Regions from separate parts of the Homo sapiens genome. Here region 2 is linked to region 1. Evidence: read pairs that join two places in POLR2A ChIA-PET (ENCODE). Cell type or tissue: K562. All regions are shown on one strand. Region 1 has its middle 84 kb from the start of MIR3122. Region 2 has its middle 4.4 kb from the start of SLC30A1.

Evidence for each region. ChIA-PET counts read pairs that join two places held together with the same protein. Peaks named below come from ENCODE experiments on the same cell type or tissue, not always from the same donor. Only the 100,000 strongest peaks of a DNase experiment are listed, where the experiment ranks them.
Region 2: POLR2A ChIA-PET joins it to region 1 with 5 read pairs; 2 of 35 experiments call an interaction of 5 or more read pairs at or near these places.

Annotation. Positions count from the first base shown.
Region 1 is chr1:212,160,179-212,162,678 of GRCh38, forward strand. No RefSeq gene overlaps it. Among named protein-coding and RNA genes, the nearest start is that of MIR3122, 84 kb to the left of the region's middle. RefSeq lists an enhancer at 1,055-1,164. In K562, no CTCF peak of the experiment used is centred here; a DNase peak (open chromatin) is centred at 1,423.
Region 2 is chr1:211,582,303-211,584,802 of GRCh38, forward strand. No RefSeq gene overlaps it. Among named protein-coding and RNA genes, the nearest start is that of SLC30A1, 4.4 kb to the left of the region's middle. In K562, no CTCF peak of the experiment used is centred here; a DNase peak (open chromatin) is centred at 1,549.

The DNA.
Region 1 (2,500 bases):
CAAAAAAATGAAGTAATTAATTTTAAAAAAAAGTCTCTTTTATCCTTTCCAATAATGCTTTGTGGTAGATATTATTTCTTCCACTTCATAGACAAGAAATGTGAGGCTCAGAGAGGATAAATAGCTTGCCCAAGGTCACACAGCTGTGTGTAGATCCAGTTTACAAACTCAGGTTTCTGTTACTCAAAAGTCCACACATCTCAGCTCTGAAGCTGAAGCTGTTTTTCTCTATCGCTGGGCATGTAGTAGGTATTCAGCAAATGACTCCTTTGAAGTAGATTTAGTTCTCATGCTCCTGTACTCTCCATGCATTTCTATTATAACTCTATTCTAGTCCCAAGCACTTGGTAGAATAAATATATTTCATTCATTCCAAACAGGCCTTAAAGTAGGATAATTTTGTGTTTCTGAGTGACAGGGACTATACCCTACCAACTTTTTTTTTTTTTTTTTTTTTGAGACGAGTTTCACTGTTGTTGCCCAGGCTGGAGTGCAATGGCGCGATCTTGGCTCACTGCAACCTTTGCCTTCCAGGCTCAAGCGATTCTCCTGCCTCAGCCCCCCGAGTAGCTGGGATTACAGGCGCCGGCCACCATGCCCTCTTGTTCGTTTGTTTGTTTGTATTTTTAGTAGAGACAGGGTTTCGCCATGTTGGCCAGGCTTGTCTCGAACTCCCGACCTCAGGTGATACACCCGCCTTGACCTTCCAAAGTGCTGGGATTACAGGCGTGAGCCACCGCGCCCGGCCCCCTACCAACTTTTTACCCTAACATACAGTAAGTGTTAACACCTGTGAGTGTGAGTGTGAGTGTGTGAAGGTTAACCTGGAAGCATTGTGCTTGATGGCCTAGAAAGGGAACAAAGAAAATCTTGGCTGCAATGGTCAGGGCTATTTTATTCTTCCCAGTACTAGTAGTGCCTGGCACATTAGAAGTGCTCACACACATTGGCTGAATAAATGAAGAATCCTGCATTCATTCACCCTAGTTCTAGCTGTAACAATAGAATCCTATTCACTCTGGGTAGTTCTAGAGCCAGTTAGAGATATTGTATTGCATTCTGGAGACCCTCCAAGTCCAAGGAATTTCACCGTGTCTACAGAATACCCCTGTCTCCAAAGAAACTACATTTCAGTTCCAAGTAGTTGTACCACAGTCATAAACACAACCACAAAGGAGAAATGGAAACAAACCACCAAAACACTGTGACTGGGAGGCCCAACTCCTCTCAACCACTGAAGAGCAGTTTCTAAACAAACACAAAGGGAATTGTACCTGCTCTGGGTCCTGCCAAAAGAATAGAAAGCAAACCCAAGAAAGTCAGACTGGCACCAAGTGAGAACCCAACAGGGCCAAATAGGAAGCTCACTGGGGGAGGAGAGATGCCAGGATTAGTGGTGGTAGGAGGTTGACCTAATTCCACTGTGTTCAAGGGATATTACTGCCTGGTCCAATGAGTCATACAGCTCAGGCATGTCATATCATTTTAACCACAGATAATAAGAATAACAACCTCCTTTTATTGAGTGATTACTAAGTACCGGCCCTATGCTAAGCACTCTTTACACATTAGCTCACTTTTGCTAAGACTGGGCAGGGAGGTAATCAAGTCGCAGGAGTCATCCAGGTAGGCAAAAGAAATATGAAGGCAAGCGCACCACCAAGGCTGAGGACAGGAAATTTGGATGTTGACAGACAAGTGTCTGCCCCACCTCTAATTCGTTAAGCTGATGATTCCCAAACACACATCGGAGTAAACTGGGAAAGTTTTCAAAAGACAGCTTTCTGAGTCCCCCTCAGACTCACTGAATCAGAATTTCTAAGGACAAGGCCCAGAAATCCATATTTTTATCTATATTTTTAAAATCTATATTTAAAAATCCCAATTTAAAAAAAAAACCACCCTGAATTCACACTTGTGAATATCCCACATACACGTGGGCCCTTAAAGAAAGTGCAGATGCTAAAATAACCCAGGACCCTACATTGGCTTATTCCCAAACTGCTTTCATTTAGTCCCAGCTCTACTGGGTCTCAAATCCATGGCTCTAAAACCCTAGACATTCTTTGGGCCTGTGGACAGGTGTTTCTCAGGCTTTGCATCTGAGTTAGTCCCCAAATCCTTAGGATTAACTTGACTCCTGGGCATTTTGTGCCACTATAGGTGGTTACGTCCTCCCACCCCAGACATTTGCATCTAAACAAGCAGTGCCAGAGCCCTGTTAGTGAGGATGAGTAGGGGACACTTGGACCCAGGATACCAGCAATGAGACCATCATACAGAAGGATGAGTGTCCTGCAAGACCTGGCCCAACTAAAAGCCTCATAGCTATTGCCTGTTAGGGGAGGAATGAGTCTCTTAGCAGTCCCTGAGCACACATTGAAAAAGGATGCAAGTGAGGCGGCGAATGAGGGGTCTGAGCTTGAAGGTAGCCCTAGGACCTCCTCAACAGGCTCCCAGGTTCTGAATCCTGTTCACGAATCTTCCTTCTCCTGCATCA
Region 2 (2,500 bases), 580 kb before region 1:
CCACGTAGCAGCAAAGGGGAAACAGGAACAGTGCAGAGAGTGAAACTGTACAGTAAGAGGCTGGGAACAGTCACTGAATTTTTATATTTGTTAATTTAAAGAATAGGCCGGGCACAGTGGCTCACACCTGTAATCCCAGCACTTTGGGAGGCCTAGACTTGTGGATCACCTGAGGTCAGGAGTTCAAGACCAGCCTGGCCAACATGGTGAAACCCCATTTCTACTAAAAATACAAAAATTAGCCAGGCATGGTGGTGCATGCCTGTAAAACCAGCTACTCGGGAGGCTGAGGCAGGAGAATCGCTTGAACCAGGGAGGCAGAGGTTGCAGTGAGCTGAGATAGCACCATTGCACTCCAGCCTGGGCGACAAGAGCAAAACTCCATCTCAAAAAAAAAAAAAAAAAAAAAAGAATAGCAGATGAGGGCTAGCAGCAAAAGGAACTTATTTTTCTTGGAGGCTGGAAACTGGGTCTAAGTTCTCCAGTTATGCCTGGAAATTCAATCTAGAAATAAAGGCACTGCTATCTATACAGAAACACTCATTAAAAGCATCTGTGAATTTCTTGGGTGCAGTGCTATATAATGTTAATACCAGAAATTGTTGAAGGCTCAGGTAGTCAGTGTTAAGACTTTAGACTGAATGCCCATTCTTTCTTTAGCCCTTCTACTCTTGGGGCTGGAGATGGTAATTAAAGCACAATGTACAGAAAATTTGAAAAAAAGAATTTAATTTAAAAGTATGTTTTTATGACTCTCTCCATTACTCATCCCTAAACATGCCGGCCAGTAGAGCATTTTGAAAGGATCACACACCTAATGAGTTTTAGGATGACAGTTCAGGGACTGGCCCTTAAAAGTTACTGTGTGATGTTGGAGAAGTTACTAAACCTCTCTGGGCCTCACTTTCCACATCTTCTCAGTGATGGGGTGTACATGATAGCTTCTTAACTGGAGTTAAAAGGTGAGTACAGGAGATGGAGCTGCCTAGTGCATATTCTCAGACAGGGCCTTTCAGGCCTCCTGTACTTGGGGTCACCAAGAATCCAGAGCTGAGTTCTCAACTTGCAAATTCAGAAACCACTTTTGAATTATTTCACCTAGGCGAACTCATTCATATGGACACAAAAAGGACTCATTTGCCAGCTGGACTTCCAGTTTGTTCACTTTCTCTGTCTCGGGTTAAAGCTCATTGCACAGGTCCTTCCTCCTTCCCTCTTGGTAGGCAGAACCTCACGGAAGGAAGGTTGCATGAGGACGGAACTAGGCTGCAGGAGCTGGAACTTCTGTGGAAGGGAGCATTTCCAGGCTCTCTTCTAGACTGTAAAATTATCTTGCCTTTCTCCAAACAGCCACTCTGCCCTCCTGTTCCTGAGTTGTACTCCATTTTACTGCCAGAGTGATCTTTTTGAAATCCAGATCTAGTCCTTGCAAAATACACATCCTCCACCACCCCCACGCCATCACGGCTGAGATCTTGCAGTGGCCTCCCAGTGCTAGGAGAAGGAGAACCAAACTTGGGTGCACACGGCCGGACCAGATCTGATCTGCCTCTGGCTGCTGTCCCCAGCCTCATGATGTCGCTCCACCAGATAAAGAGGGGACTGGCCTTTCTGACCACCATGAATCTACACACTCCCTCCTGCCAGAAGGCCTGTGCACACAGTGTTCTCACCCCGGGACACTCTTTCCTCCCTTCGTCCCCACGTTAATTCTTGCTCGTTCTTCAGCTCTCAGCTCAAGGGTCACTTCCTCAGGAGGTCTTCCCTGATTCCCCTGACCAGGTCAGATCGTTCTAGAACAAGCTCTCTCAGTTCATTGCCCGGCTCTTTTGTGGCATTTAGCAAAGATGCAATTTTACATTAAACCAAATATTTGATTGGATTGTAAGCTCTGTGAGGGCAGGGACAGTGTGTACATTTGCTCACCGTTATGTCCTTAGCCAGCTTGGCACATGGAGGGTACTCAGTAAATATTTGTTGAATGAATGAATGTTGATGAATTTACTTTTCCCAACTTAGTATTTCTTTTTTTTTTCAGTGGAGACAGGGGTTTCACCATGTTGGCTGGGCTGGTCTTGAACTCCTGACCTCAGGAGATCTACCCGCCTTGGCCTCCCAAAGTGCTGGGATTACAGGTGTGAGTCACTGCTCCCGCCAACTTGGTATTTCATGCATTCATTCCACAGGTCCTTAGTGAAACTCCATGATCTCCTATCTATACTAGAACACCAGAAACAGAGGCTCTGTTTCCTCTGGACAGTGTAGAAAACATCATGGCACATTCTTTAGTTAATTAGCTCACTTTTTCTTTACTTCAAGCAGACTACCGCCCTCTGTTGTGATATTATCTCACACAACATGCAATTATTGGATGAAACTGGGACTCACCCTTGAAATCTGCCATGATAACATTCCAGGTTCCCATACAGTTTTCAGAACACTTACCTGAGCTTCCTGATGATACAGATTATGGACTGACACCCCAAGAAGTTAAGGAATT